2 separate regions of the Homo sapiens genome follow, and region 2 is linked to region 1. Evidence: read pairs that join two places in POLR2A ChIA-PET (ENCODE). Cell type or tissue: IMR-90. All regions are shown on one strand. Each heading gives the region's core, and the rest is flanking DNA. Links, peaks and the distances in the headings are about the cores only. Region 1 has its middle 40 kb from the start of LINC00670. Region 2 has its middle 180 kb from the start of LINC00670.

What was found. ChIA-PET counts read pairs that join two places held together with the same protein. Peaks named below come from ENCODE experiments on the same cell type or tissue, not always from the same donor. Only the 100,000 strongest peaks of a DNase experiment are listed, where the experiment ranks them.
Region 2: POLR2A ChIA-PET joins it to region 1 with 10 read pairs; 2 of 35 experiments call an interaction of 5 or more read pairs at or near these places.

Annotation. Positions count from the first base shown.
Region 1 is chr17:12,504,953-12,515,561 of GRCh38, forward strand. No RefSeq gene overlaps it. Among named protein-coding and RNA genes, the nearest start is that of LINC00670, 40 kb to the right of the region's middle. In IMR-90, for the core only: no CTCF peak of the experiment used is centred there; DNase peaks (open chromatin) are centred at 5,859 and 8,239; H3K27ac peaks cover 2,725 bases.
Region 2 is chr17:12,363,296-12,373,904 of GRCh38, forward strand. No RefSeq gene overlaps it. Among named protein-coding and RNA genes, the nearest start is that of LINC00670, 180 kb to the right of the region's middle. In IMR-90, for the core only: no CTCF peak of the experiment used is centred there; a DNase peak (open chromatin) is centred at 2,766.

The DNA of each region.
Region 1 (10,609 bases), core at 2,610-10,609:
GTCCTACTCAGTGCAATAACATAAGAAATAAAAGATACAAACATTGGAAATGGGGATGTAAGACTGTCTTTATTTTCAGATAACATACTTGTATATATAGTAAATCCAAAGGAATCTATGAAAAATACAAGAACAATTAAATAAACTCATGTTTGTAAGATACATGGTCAGTATACAAAAATCCATTGTTGGTCTGTAAAACAACAATGAACAAATGGTAACTGAATTTTAAAAATACTATTCACAATAAAACTGTAGTCATACATTTAATGAAAGGTACACAAGATCTCTGTAAACTACAAGACATTGATAAAAATATGACCTAAATAAATGGAGGTATTTGTCATGTTCATAGTTTGGAAGGCTTACTGTTGTTCAAATATCACTTATTCCCCTCCCCCAAACTGCTTTTTGAAGATAATACAAAATTCTAGAGTAAATTAGCTATAAACTGGGAGACTGATGAGTCACCTACAATTGAAGTATAAGAAAATATGGTATCTATTTTGGCTACATCTGATGTTGTTTTAATTTTTTTTTTAATTTCTGGGTTTTTTTTGTTTATTTCTTTTTCTTCCTGGTTCTTGTTCCAAATGGTTGAATTTGTCAGACAAGGCATTTCAGATAATTATACAATTGTTGTTCTTTACAACAATATGACACACTTCAAGGTAGAAGTTTTCAGAATATTCAGTCATTCATTTATTCAACAAATTATTATGGAGAACCTACTATGTTTTAGCCACTGTTCTCTGTGCACTTGGATATATATACCAGGAAACTTGAGGCCACACCAAGCCTGTAGAAGAACTAAAGTCAGTAAGTCAGAGACTAGGATGTATGGTGCTTTCAGAGTTCCCACAACGAGAAACGATATAAGATATATCAAATGTAATTAACAAAGTATTTATTTTAAAAAATGCATCCATAGTATTTACTAGGTACAAACCTAGAGGTAGAAATTGACAGCAATCCAATATTAAGGAGGAGTCAATTGTTTATATACAAACTTTAATGTTTTAAAACATCTGGCTTCCAATTTACTAAACAGGTTTTGGCGAACATATGGTACAACTGAAACACACACGTGGTTGGAGGGAGTGCCAAATGGCAGAACCATTTTGCAAATCTGTTTGGAGTTTCTTCCAAAGTTACATGTACAAACACCATATGAACCTGCTCTTAGGCATTTACCCAAGGGAGATGAAAAAGTCCATTAAAAAAAAAAACTTGTTCACAAATGTGCTTAGCAGCTTTATCCATAATAACCCCAAACAGTAAACAATCCAAAGACCCATTCACAGGTGAAAGAATAAATAAATTATGCTATATTCATACAATAGAATACTATCTCACAATTAAGAGGAATAGCTGATAAATGAAAACACATGGATGAAACTCAAAGACATTATATGCAATGAAAGAGTCAGACACAAAGAATATACACTTTATGAATCCATTTATAGCATACCTAGAAAAGATAAATCTACTCAATAGTGGCAACAGAGACCAGTGGTTGCCTTCAAGGGATAGGGAAATATTATAGATCTTGTGATAGTAGTTTCATGGGTCTATATATTTTTCAAAACTCATCAAACTGTACACTATAAATGTGGTACATTTTATTGTATGTAAATTATGCCTTAATAAAATTGACTTAAAAAGAAAAATCTAAAGTAGGAAAAAAGAAAACTCACCATATAAGATTTTCTATTTTTGACCAATGTCATTAAAGCAAATCAAAGCCCTGGAATATCCACTATGGGTAAAATACTTATACCTCCCAAGAAAGACAAGTACACATTTTAAGTGGTAAGTTGGAAATGATCAAACATTAAAATGCATGACACTTGAATGGGCTGATATTCCAGGAATAATCGAGGAGCTAAAGGGAAGAGAAGCCACATCTGGCACGAATTCCTCCATGGCCATGAGTTACTCTACTTCTGGCCCCGAAGTGGAGGATGTTGGTCCCTCTGAAGCCTCATGCACATTCGGGAAGGGAGCAAATATCTACAGGACACAAAGGGACCCGAGACACAAAACCCTCTGTGTGGCCATGTGCAGAGGAAGGGAGACAGGGCCTGATTTGTGTCTCCATCTGCTCTGGGCTGGCAAGAGCCTTCAGTGAGAGAAGTGCTCAGCAGCCCAAATGTGCTTATGATTTGTAAATAAAATAAAGTCAAACAACTGCAAGCAAACAGTGTGTGTGGTGTTCTTCTGCCCAAATTCAACCGTCGAGTCAGTGAAGGCTGGGTGTGTTAAGAAAGCAAATGTCTCTGGGGTCAGTGTAGCATTCTGGTTTAGAAATCGAGGATCTTGGCCTTCACTTTGAAAACAAAACTGTTCAATGTGCAAAACCGGACTTAACATAAATAATGCGGCAGCTATTATAGAGAGGCCTTTTCGATGCTGGTGGTCTCCAGACACTCACAGTCTGGCATTTCATGTTACATTTCAAAACCACGAATCATTATAAGTCACATAAATCTGTCACATCACTTGAATTTGTACATCACCAAATCCCTGTCTAATTTTTCAAAGACTATCCCCTGCCCAAATGAAGTTGAGGCTCTCAGATCCGATGGGGTTTACTGCGTTGGCATATCACCCATGTCACAGCTTGTCTTTCTATTATGTGAATGAAAATTTTCCAAGAATGTTGAACAGAGTTCAGTGTTACTAATAGTTGATACAATATTTAGGCAACCAAGTTATATTAGACATTGCTGTAAAACTCCTTTCTCACAAATCCACCTAAAGGAAGGCATGGCTGTTCCATATTGTTTGCCACTGTCATCTTAGTTACAATTTCAGAGCCGGCACAGCACAATCCAGCACTCAACTTGTGTTTCTGGGCTTCTCACCCATGCTTCTCCCTGGAAACTCAGCTTCTCTTTACTTCCCTCGGGATTTATAAACATCTCCTCGAGTTTGTTCTGTCCGATTTACCCACTCTTGTCACTCCTCACTCCAATTACAAGTCCCCCTTCCCCAGATTGTATTATTGCCTATTGCATTTAAATAATTTAATTATATTATTAAAATTATTTTATTAAAGCATCACACACTAATGACATCAATATTATAAGGAAACATTTGATTTTTAAGGGGAAGGGAGGAATTTTCCATATTCCACGTTCACGTTTTAATCTCTTAACATGATCCCCATCACCATGCATACGATTGTTTCATTAGCTGCACCAAAAGTGAAAACCTTTTTTTAAGAACTTATATTTGCCTGTAATTCCAGCACTTTGGGAGGCCGAGGCGGGTGGATCATGAGGTCAGGTGTTCAAGACCAGCCTGGCCAAGATGGTGAAACCCTGTCTCTACTATAAATACAAAAACTAGCTGGGCGTGGTGGCGGGCGCCTGTAATCCCAGCTACTCGGGAGGTTGAGGCAGGGAATTGCTTGAACCTGAGAGGCGGAGATTGCAGAGAGCCAAGATTGCGCCACTGCACTCTAGCCTGGGTGACAGAGCAAGACTCTGTCTCAAAAAAAAAAAAAAAAAAAAAGAGCTGATATTCAACCCTTCCTTTCTTCCTGTCATCTTTTCATCAATAAGGCTTCAGATCCCAGAAAATCCACTCCGACTATGTTATGGTGGTGTCTCTCCCATGTTTTCATACATGAGCTAACTGATCAGTTGCCACCTGGAGCTTGCCTTTCCTTTTCCCTCTTCTTTCCAGCCCCAGATCTATTGCTACCAGGCACTTATATCCCCCACGGTGTTCCACTATCCTCTGCCTATCATCTGCTGGATGTTACTATTACATGGTAGTGCCTACCACCCTACCGTGCACAAGCATCTCCTGCCAAGCACCACTGTCCCCCTTGTCAAAGTACTAGTGCTGCCTAAGGTGTAGAAAGAAGTGGAGGAGGCTGCACGCTGTGGCTCACGCCTGTAATCCCAGCACTTTGGGAGGCCAAGGTGGGCGGATCACGAGGTCAGGAGATTGAGGCCATCCTGGCCAACATGGTGAAACCCCGTCTCTCCTAAAATACAAAAAATTAGCCGGGGTTGGTGGCGTGCGCCTGTAGTCCCAGCTACTCGGGAGGCTGAGGCAGGGGAATCGCTTGAGATCACACCACTGCACTCCAGCCTGGCAACAGAGCAAGACTCCGTCAAAGAAAAAAAAAAAGAAAAAGAAAGAAAGAAGTGGAGGGAAGGTCTAGCCCTCTTTTGAGTTACCCTCTGTTGGCAGTGACCTGATCTGTGACTCTCTGTGCTCCATTTTCTCAAGAGATTATACTGAACTGGCTCATCCTCTTTTCATTTATTGTTCCCCTATTCAAAAAAAGACTTGAATACAGGACTGATGGCATACCTGGTTTGGCTGAGTGACAGACAAACTGCTAAACTCAGAATGACCCTGCTCCTCCAGGCCCTGTCCTGACTTAGTACCTTTAAAAAAAATTAATGAAAGGAGCCTATTTTCCTGTTTCTTCTTTTCCTTTAAATGACCTCTAACTCAACAAGCTTCTCCTGTCTTCAGGAAAACTGACATCTGGTTGACCCACAGGAGCATGTCCTGATACATATGAGCTCTGGGGGTTAAAGCAGCTTAGACTAAAACTGAGGCAGCCACTGTACCTCTCTCATCAATGAAATTTACAGTCTTTTGTAAAACTTTCCACTCAAACATCTTATGAAATTAGTTGATATAAAAATGAGTGATGCTGTTTTCTGAATGCATTCAACCATTTTTAAGTCTTGACTTAAATAAAAATCAAGACTTCTTAAGTCTTGATTTTTATTCCAGAATTTGGTCCACATATTTGATAACTTTATCAGGAATTTTTTTTTTTCCTAAGAGTGATGAGAAGTTTTTTGAAATGATTTAAGCATGTGGTTAAACAATATCAGATTTATAGCTCTCTGGCTGCCATGTGAGAATCCAATTAAGAGGAAGGTTAACATGTATATAGCTGTCCAGGAGAGATGATGGAAGATTGGATTCCAGTGGAAACAATGAAAGTGGATAAAGGATCTAAGAAATTTAAGAGATATTTTGGAGATGAGACACAGACTTCATTCACTTTAGGTGTCTTTGTAAGCTTGGGTTGCCATAACAAAATACTGTAGACTGGATGGCATAAGCAACAGAAATTTATTGTCTCACCATTCTGGAGGCTGTAAGTTTGCGATCAGGGTGCCAGCAGGGTTAGGTTCTGGTGAGGGCTCTCTTCCTGGCTTGCAGATAGCAGCCTGCTTACTTTGCCTTCACATTTCAGAGAAAGAAGGAGAGCTGTCTAATATCTCTTCTTGTAAGGGCACTGACTCCATTATTAGAACCCATCCTGAGGAACTCATCTGTACCTAATTACTTCTCAAAGGCCCCCTCTCTAAATACTATAACATTGGGAATTAGAGCCTCAACATATGAATTTTGGGGGACACAGTTTTGGCCATAGCAGCATGTGTACACACACACAAACACACACACAAACACAGAGACAGACAGAATGTACACCTGGAATCACGGTGACCTAAGTGGCCACAAAATCTTCACCCATGTCTACTTGGGGAGAAGTTACTCTCTAGGTTTCAAAATCAACCTGGGTGATCTGTGATGGTGATGTCTGCAGCTTAAGATTTACACGTCATTAGCAAGTTAAATTACTTATCCTCTTCAATCTCGGTTTTCCCATCAGAAGACTGAAATTATTAAAATGTACTCTGTAGAAGCTCAGAAGTTCGAGATAGTACATTCTGAGGGCCTGTCTGAGATCCTGCTATATTTTAAGACAGAAATGGTTGTCAGATTTTAAAGCTGATGTTCTGCATGTTTTCTAGAAAACAGAGTCAGAGAATAAGAATTTATTAGTGTTTATCCAACATTCTCTTCAAGTCAGTAGACATGAGTCACCAGAAGTGTACTCTGCATTTAAACATTGGTGTTTTCTGTAACTTTAAAAATGGTCAAAACTATGTATGTAGTCAGGAGTTCTATGCATTGAGGACCAGCTCTGTGCCAGGTACAATGCTGAGGACTTGGGACCTAGCGGTGAGCCAAAAAAAAAAATGTCCTGGTCTCAGCCTCCCTGGAGCTCGCCGTCTACTATGAATATAGATTTTGAATAAGTGGCTGTAAGTTAGAGGGCTGTGAAATGGGAAGTCTGTGGTGGATGGGAGCAGGTAACAGGGGGAGCTAAACCAGTCTTGGCGATCAGTCAAGCCATCTTTGAGGAAACAACCATTGGGTTGAGATTTGAAGGATGAACAAGAATGATATAGGTGAAAATGGGGAAAGAAGCATATCAGGCAGAGAACAGTTTGGAGACACAAAAGAATATGGCTCCTTAGAGAAACTAATAGAAAAAGTGGTGCATTCAAGAGTAGAGTGAGCAGGACACAATGGTCCAGGATGAGGCCAGGGCACCAGACAGAGGACAGAGCGTGGAGGGTCTTATAAACCTTATTAAGATTGTTGGATAGTTGTGAGGACAAAAAATAGAAAGCTAATGAAGAATTGCAATGAAATATCACACAGAGATTTTCTACCCTCTAATCAAGAAATAGTAGTAGCAAGAACTATGACAGAGTAAAGGATACCAAAAGGCATCACAAAGAATAGTGACCACCACGAATTTTGAGGGATTCTGTCTCCTTCTTTAAGAAAATGCCGAGCAGTAACTCTAAGAGGCAGCTACCAAGAGATATTGGTAGAAAGAAATGGAAGGTAATTCTGTCCAGACATAAAGACATTTTTAGGCCTACAAATAAATAAGATTAACACAACATCCTATGACACTAGGTAAATGGAGTGAAAATATGTCTATTGGTTAAAAATTATTATGTTGCAAATAACAGAAAACCCAATACTCACACTAGCTTGAGTAATTAAATTAATTGTCTCAAATAATTGGAAATCCAGAAATAAGGCAGCTTCCAAGGTGAGCTAAAGCTGGATTCCAGATCTATTTCTCTGCATTTCTCTTAGCTGTACCCTTCTCTGTGATGGCTACGTTTTCTCCTGGTGGCAACATGGCTAGGGTACCACACACACCACCCAGGAGACGAGAGAGTGCTTCTTCCAGTGGGCCTCTATTAAAAGCAGAGAAGCTTATTTCCCAGAAACCTTGAGCAATCTTTTCCTCATATGATTCAAATTGGGTCCCATAACCATTTTTGAAAGAATCTCTGTGATTGGGAGGGTTTCCTTGTGCTGAGCGGCTGAGACCCAAGCTCCTGTTCCAGTTAATGTGGGGAGCTTGACGGGACCCCCATTGGACAGGTCAGGCTCACCCCCACCGATGGGGGACAGTGATCACCTCTTGAAACACCTGAGATGTATGGGGGAGAGATCGAACATAGATAAATCAGGATCTTGTTAGGAAAGAGAAAGCGAGGAATGGATTCTGGGTAGAAACCAACAATCGCTTACCCCAGGGATGGGCAAACTTTTTCTGTAAAGGGACAGATAGTAAACATTTTAGGCTGTTGCAACTACTCCACTCTGTCTTTGTAATGGGAAAGCAGTTGTATAGACAATACGTAAATGAATGTGCATGGTTATGTTCCAATAAAACTTTATTTACAAAAATAGGTCAAACGTGGCTCCCAGGCCAAAAGTTATTGACCCTTGATTCATTCTATCCTATATTAATCAGCACATTTTAGCTTTCTCCTCTAGATTATTTTCCATCTGAAATTAATCTTGTTGTGAATTTGCTTGTTAATTTTTACCTTATTTCATTCATGTATAAAATTGCTGGGGCCAGCGTGCAAGTGGCAATGAGTGGTTACAAGACAGCAAGGTAAAGAATGTATTTTATCCTGGAGTCCTGCACTCTGTGGGTAGACTCCTATAGGGATGGCTGCTTTGTCATGCTGTGACATTTTCAGATGGTGTTCTTTGAAAAGCTTTAAACTTAATCCAAATAAAGAATGCAGACCTCATTTCATATTCATTGCCTTGCACACTAACAAAGCTTTAGAAATTTTGCTAAATGTGGACTTGGACATGAGTCATATGATTTTTACTAGTGGAGTCATAGCTAAATTAGAAAGACAAGACACAAAGACATTAAGGGACATTAAAGGTGACAAATATGATATGTTACTGGGACTGAGGAGCCAGCGCTTGTATGCTCTTCCTGGTCTTTGTCGATTTTGGAATAGAGATTGGGAAATTAAATTCCAAGAAGGGAAAGAGAAGCATTTACTTTCAAGTTGCAAGGAGCAAAGAAAGAGTAAATACTTTCCCACTGAGCACGATACTGCTCATTTTCTGGCACCATGTTTGACAAGAAGTGATTTCTGACTCACTTGCAAAATAATCTCTTCAGATTTCAACTGAGGAGACTTGGATGAAGTCAAGAGTTGCAAAATGGACGCTTGGAATCAGAAGAGCCACTAAAACCAGGGAGGAAGAATGGGGTGGGTGAAAAAGGAAACATAAGGCAGAAAACTGCAGATATCAGAAAAATGTTACATATAAAAGATGCAATAATACCGATCAATCATGAGACATCATCACTGGCTGGAAGGAAACAGTTGAGATGTGTCACTTCAAATTTTTGTGAGTCTGAAAGGCACCAATAAAGAATGAAGGAATAAGTCACATTTGCAAAAATCAAGAAATTATATTTGTATAGTTTCTAAACCCATTGACAAATTTAGGGTTGACAGAATATTGTGGAGCTGTTACCTTTGGCCGGGCAACCATGAGGAGGTGTTATCGATCCAAATTGCCTTGACTGAATCTTTGTTTACCCCTCACACTGTAAAGGTTTCTTTTTTCTTTTTTCCTTTTAACAATATAAAGAATTAGAAGTTAGGTATCAGTCCTCAAAAATCTTTCTTTGTGCTCTTGTCCAATTCAAATGTTTACGAAGTTGCATCATGAATAGAAAGTTGTAGAAGGCTTGCAGCCTCCTGTGAATACGCAAATAAAGATAATAATTCAGAAAAACATTGAAAAACAACTTGACAAGAGGATAGAAGTGTGAACATAGCATTAATTGGGCTGGGCACAGTGGCTCATGCCTGTAATCCCAGCACTTTGGGAGGCCAAGTCGGGTGGATCACTTGAAGTTAGGAGTTCGAAACCAGCCTGGTCAACATGGTGAAACCCGTCTCTACTAAAAATACAAAACAATTAGCCGGGCATGGTGATGTGCACCTGTAATCCCAGCTACATGGGAGGCTGAGGCAGGAGAAGTGCTTGAACCCAGGAGGCGGAGGTTGCAATGAGCTGAGATCGTGCCACTGCACTCCAGCCTGGGCAACAGAGCAAAACTCCGTCTCTAAATAAATAAATTAATTAAATAATACGGGAAACTAGCTGGCCTGCACAGGGAAGACTGGAGTGGCCTGCTCTATCAGGGGGTGCCATCTCTCAGAGTAAAGTGGGAATGAAATCAGGAAAGATCTCAAGAGCTGTGCATTCCGAGGATTTTTGCTTTGCAAGCACTGCATCAGTTCAGAAACCCAAGAACCAAGTGGTAAGGAGTGATGGAACAGGGTGCTCTCATAGAAGAATGGAAACATACACGTGACAACCTGCTGGAAGCCAGAAATTAGACTAGAGCATAAAAATACTTTATAAGCTCTAGAGTTTGGAAGTGGATTTACCATAACAGAGTGTACAGATAGTAAGACCAAGATCCACCCTTTCACTTAATCTCCATGTGGGAATTGAGTCTGGATGGGTTTTTCTTGTTCAAGGATGTGAAGTTTGTAACATCGCCAAAAGTTTAACAAGGAGTTCATTAAAACTATACTCTAGCACAATAGAAAAGGACAGCATTTTGATGGCTAAGAAGAAGCATCTGAATATTATCTCATGCAGAATCCATGTGAAAATTCAGACAACTATTTAGCTTTCGCAACTTGGTTAAAGACGCCATACTCTGCGTGCCTCATCAGAAAGACTGAATAGATTGAGATAAAGGCAACTTGAGTTTGAGCAATAAAATTTGTGAAAGAGAAGAATATGGAATTGCTTTCAAGACATAGAAACTGGGATATAGACAATCTGCAAGAAATTAAAGACGTAGTAGCAGAATTAAAATCAGCCTCCAAGGCAGTAAAGAGCAATAAAAAATGATGCCATAGAGGCCAAATTTGCAAATTTCCCAGCAAGGGCATGGCTCCAATATATTTCTTTAGCTTTTAGCCACTCACCCCTTGGTCCCTCGTCTTCAGTCACAGGTTTTCTTTTCTTTCCTCAAATACATCAAGCTTTTCCCCTCCAGGACCTGTCATTACTTCTGGCTTGAATGTATTCCTCCGTCCTGTTCACTAGGCTGGGTTTGAATCCCAGCTAAGGCAATTTGCCTGATGTCTTGGAGACTCTGTCTCCTTATCTGTAAACCCAATTAACACCGTATCTTCTTCACTCTGCTGTCATGAGAATTCAAGGAGAAATTACTCTTTTAATGACTATCTTGCAGACGAGACTAACAATAAGCTCCAAAATACCAAATATTTGCCTTTTTATTTGTCCTTGTATACTTTGTACCTAAAAGACATAGCAAATGTTATAAAAGTTAAAGTTGAAGCTATAGTAGAAGAACATTTCTAACTTTTTATGTGTTCAGTGAGAACACTTATAATCTACCCTCTTAGTAAATTTCAGGTATACAGTATTGTTAACT
Region 2 (10,609 bases), core at 1,446-9,445, 140 kb before region 1:
TAAATATGAGGGAGCAGGATGTGGGTCACTTGATGTTTTTGAACAAATGCCAGATGGTTCTTTTTTTATTATTATTTTGAGATGGAATTTTGCTCTTGTCACCCAGGCTGGAGTGCAATGGCAGGATCTCGACTCACTGCAACCTCCACCTCCTGGGTTCAAGTGATTCTCCTGCCTCAGCCTCCCAAGTAGCTGGGATTACAGATGTGCACCACTGCGCCCGGCTAATTTTTTTGTATTTTTAGTAGAGACATTTCACCATTTTGGCCAGGCTGTTCTCAAACTCCTGACCTCAAGTGATCCACCCACCTCAGCCTCCCAAAGTGCTGGGATTATAGGCATGAGCCATCACGCCAGGCTGAGATGGTCCTTTTAAAGGAAGCAGTGGGAAAGCGGGTAGCCCAGGCTGATAGGTGGAAGAAATGCTTCTGAGTTCTTATGTCTGGCACTGGTTCGAGCCATTTGGGTGTGATGTAGAACTGGAAACTGCCGAGGTGACTGAGCCTGCTTCTGCTATGAGAAAGTTAAACCTGTATTCGAAATGGATGTCCCAGCAACAGAAAATTGTAAGAATTCACTTTCTGATATCCAGAATACTTCTTTGAGGGGAATATATCATAACACCACCAAGTGTCTGAGGTTTACACTCATCCATTAATATATTCTTTCTTCCAATTTATAAAACAAATAATCACAAAGTTAGCATTTTTCTTCTGTACAGTAGACAGAGAGGTGCTGAGAAGTCTATGCCACAAAACATGACTTATTGCATTAGTTTGTTCTCACACTGCTATAAAGAACTACCTGAGACTGAGTAATTTATGAAGAAAAGAGGTTTATTTGACTCACAGTTCCACAGGCTGTACAGGTGGCATGGCTGGGGAGCCTCAGAAAACTTATAATCATGGCACAGGGGTGAACGGGAAGCAAGCACATCTTCACATGGCAGCAGGAGAGAGAGAGAGAGAGAGAGAGAGAGAGAGAGAGAGAGAGAGAGAGATAGAGAGAGAGAGATGGGGGAAATGCCATACACTTCTAAATCATAAGGTCTTGTGAAAACTCACTATCAGGGAAACAGCAAGGGGGAAATCCACCCCCATGATCCAGTCACCTCCCACCAGATCCCTCCCCCAACATTGTGAATTACAATTCAACATGAGATTTGGGTGGGGACACAGAGCCAAACCATCTCTCTTATCTATCATTCCCAAAATAAATAATAAAAATGCAGGGCAAATTGCTGAGAACAGAGAAAGCAAAAGGTGGCCTTGAACAGAAGAAACATGATATATATCAGTTAGCTACTGCTATGTAACAAATCACTCCAACAGCCAGTGGCTTAAAACAACAAACATTAATTCTTATTCACATATCTGTGTGTTTGTTGGGAGTTGACTAATCTAAGCTATATCCAGACTGGCCCATCTGGGCTGCAGGTTACAGTTAGGTCTGTTTTATATATGTTCACTCTGGGACCTAGGTAGAAAGGACAGCAGCTACTCAGAGGAGGAAAGTTCTTTTCATAGCAATGGCAGAAGTGCAGGAGCTCAAATATCACCACCTAAACATATTTCAAACTTTGCCATGTCATATTTGCTAGAATCTCATTGGCCAATGCAAGTTGCTTGGCCAAGCCCAAATACAAGAAGTGGAAGAGTCTAATCCATCCCAGTTTCCAGGGACTTCCCTGGTTTTTAGCACTGAAAGCCACATCCTGAGAAATCTCTCAGTCCTGGGAAAACCAGGATAGTTGGTCATCCTAGGGGAAGCATACTCTGCCTTTAGTTGAAAGAATTGCAAAGTTATATAGTCAAGACCATGGTTGCAGAAAGGCATACGGGATTGGGATTAATAATTCAATCTACTGCAGGATGGGCACTATGAGTCTAGAGCTACGAATTCTGTATCTGTGTGTTGGAAATAGCTTCAGATCCTACGTGGGTTTGTGGTCTATCTACCTAACATTTGCACACCACTTTATATATCCAAAGTGTGCTGGCACTCTCATGTGATTCTATAAGCCTGTGAGATGGGCGCAAGGGGCATTTTAGACAATCTCAGTTGACAGTGGAGGACACTGTGTGTCCAGGGCTTGCATGTCTTGGCCAAGTTGGAGCAAGACTGCTGAGAGCCTTGGTTAGTAAAGGGTGAAGAGAAACCTCAAGTCGAGTTCTTTTGATGCTCAGCCTCCATTCTTTACCTTCTTTCTAATAAGTCATTCTTTTTGATAAAAATTTGGGGTCAATGCCTGATAGGTTAAGTTGAAAAGCCATGTGTTGCCCTTTCAAAGCCTTGAATTCTAGCCCTGTTTGTAACTAAGGTCACTCGCTTTCCGCACAGTTCAGCAGCAGAGAAGGGAGGCACACATTACTGCTCAGTATGGGATACGAAGTGCCTTCCCCAAAGTAGCTGACAATGAGAATGTCTGCCCTTTATATCTGAGGACTCTTGAGAGCAGCCTGTGAGAAAGGTGGTTTATGAAGGGCTCTGAGAGTAGAAAGGAGATTAGAGTTTACTTACTGATGGCAGAAGCAATAGGAAAAGTCTATGGCAACTGAATGACCCCAGGAACATGGTCCACGCTGCCTTTGCCTTTTCTACCCAGGGCTTAGTGGCCTAAAGAGGTTCTGTATCTGTGAAAGGCAGTGCCCTTGTCCCCTTGGCAGGCTCTGAGGCTTACTCGAACTTGTCTGGCACCAAGGGACTGAGAGATTGCAGAGCTGGTACCCTGTGCGCATCCAGCCTCTGACTCAACATTTCAAGGAAGTCAAATGCAGCAGTGGGTGGTTATTTATAAGGACTGATGTAAGTTGCTCCTTACAAATCATTTATTACTATTTAACTGAAAGTGATGAGCTCATGCCTGAAAAAAAAAAAAAAGGCCTTCACGAAATGATGGACCTTTGGGGAGTGCTTCTCCTGGAGCCAGTTTGTTCTACATGGAGGAGGGAGGGAGGAAAGGAGAGGAGTAAGCCTCATATTCCCCTTCCAACAAATCTACCACAATCTTATAAAATAGGGGGTTTCAGCTGCATTTTCCAGTAAGCTTGGTGACTTCATTTACATGGCAAAGATTTATGAAAGAAGTTCACTACCATAGATGTCTATGACATTGAGTCTCTTGACCTCGCAAGAATTCTCCCTCTGGTTGAGATTGTTTTCTAAGTCTGAAACTCTGGGTTTTAAAGGCATGGTCCTATTTAAGGAGGAACCATGTCTATGAAGTTTGAGTATAATGTGAAATGAGTTTCATGTGGCCAGAGCTCAAATACTCATGATTCCTCGCAAATATCTGAGACCCAGAAATAATTTTGACATCGTTTAAATCAAGAAAATGACCTGTCTGTTTCTGTTTTCCTGACTGAACTCCCCAACTAACATGTTTATAGATTAACAAAAAATCAAACTCTGAGATGTTTCATATGGCACCTTTCTTGAAGTTTCCTGAAACACACACACACACACACACACACACACATGCACACACTATTATTGCTCAGAAAAAAAAGGCAACATAGTTTTTCATTTTTAAAAGTCAGGAAATAAAAATCATAGAAGTTTTTTTTCTTTCTTTCTTTTCCTTTTTTTCTTTCTTTCTTTCTTTCTTTCTTTTTTTTTTTTTTTTTTTTGTTAGATATGAAGCCTCTGTCTGTCACCCAGGCTGGAGTGCAGTGGCGTGATCACCGCTCACTGCTGCCTCAACATTCCTGTACTCAAACCATCCTCCCACTTCGGTCTCCCCAGTAGCTGGGACCACAGGCACGTGCCACCGTGCCCAGTTGATTTTTGAAAATGTTTTCTAGAGATGAGGTCTCGCTATGTTGCCTGGGCTGGTCTCAAACTCCTGGGCTCAAGCGATCCTTCTGCCTTGGCTTCCCAAAGTGCTGGGATTACAGTCGTGAACCACCACTCCCAGCCGATAAGCAGTTTTTCAAGCGAAGCGTTTTAACTAGAGAATCGAGAACTAAAAAAATTGTAACAGGTAGTTCGTGCTATATTTAATTCAATACTGTGAACGATTTAGAAGACTAGATCATCAAGACAACATTGACAACTGTGGAAAAGAATGGTGTGCAGTGGAGGGCAGACTTATGGAAAAGCAGGAAAATAAAAGAGATGAAAAGATTCACTGTCCCTGGATCCTACCTAATTCATCTCAAGGTCTACTCTACGCAAGGATCTGTTAAAAATCTGTCCCCGTAAGCATCTGGGTTCTTTGAAATTCTCACAGGCCAGCCTCGCTTCTGACCACATAGAAACTGGGGACATGTTGGTCAAAGGGTGCAGACTTTCAACTACAAGATAGATAAGTGCTCTGGATCTAATGTACGCATGGTGACTATGGTTAATAATTCTGTATTGCTTCTTTGAAATTTGATAACAGAACAGATTTTAAGTGTCCCTGGTGAGCACCCCCACAAATGGTAACTATGTGTGGTGATGGATGTGTTCGTCAATTTGATTGTGGCAATCAATATACAATGTATACATTTATCAAATCATCACCTTGAATATTTACCATTTTATCTGTCAATCAAATATTTTAAAATAAAACTCTGTAAAATATACACATATATCACATACCATACAATCGACTAATTTAAAACACGTATAGTGTGCAATTCAATGTTTTTTAGTATATTTCCAGAATTATACAACCATCACCACAGTTTTGGAACATTTTCATTACTCCCAGAATCAAACTTATTTGATGTCTTTTAAAAAATAGTCTTTTTTTTTTAATTGGCTCTGGAGTCTTTTACAACTTGTTCCTCAAATTATTTTTGGAATAGCTTTCCTACTGATAATATATTAATAGAAAAATCTAAATTTAAATTGAAAAAATGACCTGCTTCTAAAATGGAAAAAACTTATCACCCTTTTCCCCCTTCTCCACACCCCTTGATTACATGTTTCTTAGGTAAAATTTGTTCTGTGAAATGCTGCATATCTGTAACAAACAACCTCTGGAGTTTTTTCTGTTGTCCCATTTGCATTTCCATTTGCAAAAAATCCTTTTTATTGCATGGAATGGTTTATTCAAAGCTTCTGGCATTTTTGGTATTCATCTCACATTTTACAAAGCGATTACAACAGCTCTAAAGTTTCTTATATTAATGAGTTTTAACACAACCATTCTTTTTTTTTTTTTTTTTTGAGGCAGAGTCTCGCTCTGTTGCCCAGGCTGGAGTACAGTGGCATGATCTTGGTTCACTGCAACTTCCACCTCCTGGGTTCAAGCAATTCTCGTGCCTCAGCCTCCCTGAGTAGGTGGGATTTACAGGTGTGTGCCAACATACCTGGATACTTTTTATTTTTTATTTATTTATTTTAGTAGAGACAGGTTTGGCCATGTTGGCCAGGCAGGTCTCAAACTCCTGGCCTCAAGAGATCCACCCACCTTGGCCTCCAAAGTGCTGGGATTATATATAGGTGTGAGCCACTGCACCTGGCCTCCTGTTTTTTTCTTAACTGAACCCCAATTATGGTTCCTCTCTTGGGACTTGAGTAACCTTTGTGAAGGATCTTTTTTGGGATATCCTGTCAAAATAGGATACTGAGTTTTATTATGAAGTTATCTATATACCAGAAAGCCAACTCTCTTGAGAAGAGGTCTTATTTTGTACAATGGGTAATCTTCTAAAATTCCCAAGACATTTGGACATAAAATGTTCATATTTCATTTATTTAGGCAAAAATTGGCTTTAATAGGGGACAATGTGTTAATTTTCTTATTTGGACTGTGACATGTTTTCTAGAATTACACTGAAAGCTGAGGTGTGGTCCAGAGGCTGGAGGCTCTTTCTCTAATTTAAATTGCCCTGAGAATTGTTTATGAAAGCTTCTAGAAGTGGAAAAACCAACAGCAACAAAGGGACAGGCAGAATAAGAGCCACATTTTATTTTTCTAAGTCAGTTATATATATTTCCACAGGGTTTAGTACTAGAAAAATCTGAGGAAACTATGTGTAATACAGTCACTAAGAGCCAAGTGACTTTTATTTACCTAAAAAAAGGTCTCCTTGAGAATGTAGTTTCCAATATAGTTCCTATTCTTGCAGTCCAACTTTTTTTTTAGCATTCTAAAATTAACCAGACAAACCTGATCACTTGATTCCTGGGAGAATGTTTATTATCTTCTCAGTGCTTACAGCATAAATGAAGTTATAGTGATTGAAATCAAGCTGCAGGTTTAAAATTCTTCCAAAAATCAGGTAAATCCCTTGTGAAACCACAGTCAGCATGCGAAGGTGGATGTGCTGTAGCCCCCAATTTTCTTCTTTCCATCCTTCCCTACATCATTGTTAAGTATTTAATCAACACCTGCTCAAATGTACCACTCATGGAAACTTCCCCTGGCTCCCCAGGCCCGAAGAATTTTCCTCATCCTGCTCTATCTCTTGATCCTGCTTGATTGCTCATGCTAATATTTATTCATAACTGAATTGGTTTTTTTACTCTTTTCTTTATTTTCTGCCTGCTGTACTAGATAGTACCTCTGTGGGGCAAGGAAAATTGCTGTTTTCGATGTCTACAATTGTGCCTGGATATCCTAGCAGCTCAATGACTAGTTACTGGCAACTACTAGCTACAGCATACTAGTACAGGTTGAACATCCCTAACCCAAATAATCCAAAATGCTCTAAAATCCAAATCTTTGAGTGTTCACGTAGAACCATATGGGTGGCTGAGGTTGCCTTCCGATGGTCTGATGTACACAAACTTGGCTTCATACACAAAATATAATTTAAAATATTTTATAAAATTACTTTCAAGCTAGGTGGATAAGGTGTATATGAAACACAGAGGAATTTTATGTTTAGACTTGAGTTCCATCCCTAAGATACCTTATTATGTATATGGAAGTACTTCAAAATCCAAAATTGGAGATGCCTCTTCTCCCAAACATTTGAGATAAGGGATACTTAACCTGTAGGGTACGTGTGTGTGTGTGTGTGTGTGCGCGCGCGCGTGTGTCAGAGAGAGAAAGGGAATATTATAATTTCAGTTAAAATCATCCAATGTTTGATTTGAAGAACAGATTTTAAGGGGGCTGGAGAAGATGTGGAAAAGCAGCTGAGAACTTATGACAGTCCAGATGGGAAAGGATGCAAGCGGTGGCAACAAAGAGACATAGCAGATGATTTGAGAGAGTTAAGATGTAAAATCAACAAGACTTGACGATGGTGTGGCCGTGGAGAAGCAGAGAGAGGAAGGTGTCAGGTGCATGTCTTTGAACTGATGTAGAAAAATGAAGTCAGGGATTTGGGGTGGGGAAGGACACTGTAGCAGTCTGCACTTATCCTCTGGGGATACCTTCCAAGACCCTCAGCAGGAGCTTGAAACTATGGATAGTAACAGACCCTAGCCAAGGTCACATTTTACTTAAAGGAAGCACTTTATTTATTTATTATTATTATTATTATTATTATTATTATTATTATTATTATTATTATTGAGACAGAGTCTCACTCTGTTGCCCAGGCCGGAGTGCAGTGGCGTAATCTCGGCTCACTGCAACCTCCGCCTCCCAGGTTCAAGCGATTCTCCTGCCTCAGCCTCCCGAGTACCTGGGATTAAAGGTACCAGCCACCATGCCCAGCTAATTTTTGTATTTTTAGTAGAGATGAGGTTTCACCATGCTGGCCAGGCTGGTCTTGAACTCCTGACCTCAGGTGATCTGCCCGCCTCAGCCTTCCAAAGTGCTGGGATTACAGGCATGAGCCACCATGCCCAGCCCAGGAAGCACTTTATTATTTCCCTTTGGGATATCCAAATTGCCAGCATCACCACTCTTGTGCTTTGGAGTCATTACTAAGTCAAATAAGGGTTACTTGAGTACAAGTTCCATAATATTGTGGCAATAGATCTGATAACAGAGAGGGCTACTAAGTGACAACTGCAGAAAGAGAAACTTTGAATAATGGAGGACTAATGTATAGGCTTTTCACAGAGCAGAACCTATCCCTTCTCTCCAATTCCCTCTTCTATATAACACTGGTCCTGACCTGAACTATTACAATATAGACTGTTAATACATCATACTGCCCATTTGTGTTTGAATCCGTACTCCCTTCAAATGAATATCCCTAAAATAGAACTTGGTACATTTCACTGTTCTATAGAACACTGGGCCTGATCTGAACTGTTACAATATAGACTGTTAATACATCATACTGCCCGTTTGTGTTTGAATCCATACTCCTTTCAAATGCATATCCCTAAAATAGAACTTGGTACATTTCACACCCCTGACAAAAATGTCAATGGCTCCCTGTGCTGGCAGGATAAATAACAGTCTTAAAACTGTTTCTTAATTCCGTTACTCTGAATTTTGTGCTTCTGACATCCCCTCCTTGGGGAATGCCTTCCTCTTGGATTTGTAAATGGAAATGATGCTGAATCTAACCTCTTTTCCCATGCCTGACCAATGCAGGCTTTAGTGAGTTTCTCTCCTCTGAAACTGTAGACTGTTTACTGCATAGACCATTCATTTGGCACTAAGCATTTAGTTCAATTGGATGAACATTTACTGGCCACCCACCACAAATGTAGAGACTTGCACTAAGTAACATGAAGGTAGTAATCCTTACATACAAGGGTACTTTGAAAAGTTTGTGGAAAATAAAATTAAAAGATAAAAAAATACAAACTTTATTTCTCAATATAAGCTTCATCATGTTCAAGACACTTTTTAAAGTGCTGATACCAGCTATTTAGTCCATCCCTAAGGAGCTGAGGATCCTGGATATTTAAGCATGTCCATGCAGCCTTTTTTACATTATTAACTGAAGAAAAACAGGTGCCTTTTAAAGATTTTTTTTTTAATTGGGAAACAAAAAGAAGTCAGAAGGAGCCAAATCAGGACTGTAAAGTGGATGCCTAATGATTTCCCATCGAAATGCCTGCAAAATTGTCCTTGATTGATGAGACAAGTGAGCAGGAGCATTGTCGTGGTGGAGAAGGATTCTCCTGGGGAAGCTTACCTGGGTGTTTCTCTGCTAAAGATCTGGCTAACTTTCTCAAAACACTCTTATAATAAGCAAGTGTTATTTTTCTTTGGCTCTCTAGAAATCAGCAAGCAAAATGCCTTGAGCATCCCACAAAATCCTTGGCCACGATCCTTGCTCTTGACCCGTCCGTCCGCTTCTGCTTTGACTGGACCACTTCTACCTCTTGGTAGCCACTGCTTTGATTGCTTATTGTATTCAGGATAGTATTAGGAAGGCCATATTTGATTTCCTGTTACATGCTTTAAAGAAATGCTTCAGCATCTTGATCCCACTAATTTGGAATTTCTATATAAAGCTCTGCTCTTGTCTACAGTTGACCTAGGCACAATGGTTTTGATAGCTATTGAGTGAAAAGTTTGGTAAACTTTTTCAGTCAGAATTATATAAGCTGAACCAATTGAGATGTCTATGGTGTTGGCTCTTATTTCTGCTGTTAATCATCAGTCCTCTTCAATTAGGGCATGAACTAGATTAATTTTTGTTCTCACAAATTGATGTGAATGGTTTGCTGCTGCTTTCTTCATCTTCATAATTGTCTTGTCTCTTCTTATAGCAAGCTCTTCTACGTAAACTGCTGTTTTCTTTGGGGCATTGTCCCCGTAAACTTTTCATAAAGAATCAACTATTTTTCATTATTCTTCTACAAAAGCTTTACCATAAATTTGATTTTGTTCTTGCCTCAATTTTAGCAGAATTCATGTTGTTCTGATAAGGACTTTTCAAATTGATGTCATATTCATCTTAGTGCCTCACAGTGGATCTTATTCAGACATGTTATAACAAGTTAGTATGAGTTTATCGTGGTGCAAAAAAATTTTGAAATCCATGCAAAGTTTTTTCATAATATGCATTTTCATGAACTTCTAAAAGACCCCTCACAGCATTTTATAATTTACAATTAAAGTAAGTTTCCTTTATTAATAGTTTTTATTTCTATTTTTATTAGTTATCGTGTGAATTTGTGATTGCCTTATGACTGTTGAGAAAAAAAGTGCGGTGCATTTAATTATTGTATTTCTTCGTATTAAATCATTTATGTCCTTTAGCTAAATCTTGTTAAGAGCATTCTTTTAATTTTCTGATGAATTCTTTTTCTGAGTATTTGATTGAGGATTTTTTAAACTTCATACATTAGAATGGCCTATAATTTCTCTTTTCTGCTACAATAATTAGTTTTTTTTAAATTTAAATAATGGATCAGGACCCTGAAATGTTTATATAGTCTTAAATATTTTTGGTCTTTAGTACATTGGCTCTCTTCTTGACACATTTTTAGCCCTGAATCTTGTTAGATGGTAAATTCTTTGAACATCTTTTCAACATCTTTTCAGTTCCTTCTAATCTATTCAGGTTTACAGGGCTTTGGGGAGAAACATTCTAGTGATTTCACAGTTTTCAAATCATGATGAATTTCATCAGTTAGAAATCGTATGGATTGATTGGAATGTGATATTTACTTACCCTCTGCATTTGTTACTATGTTCCATGTCTTGATTTTAATTTTACTTTCTTTAGTTTTGCTTTTTTCCCTGATTGCATTTGCTAGAAGTTTGCCTATTTTATTGTTTCTTCTTACCCCCAAATCAAACTTGTTG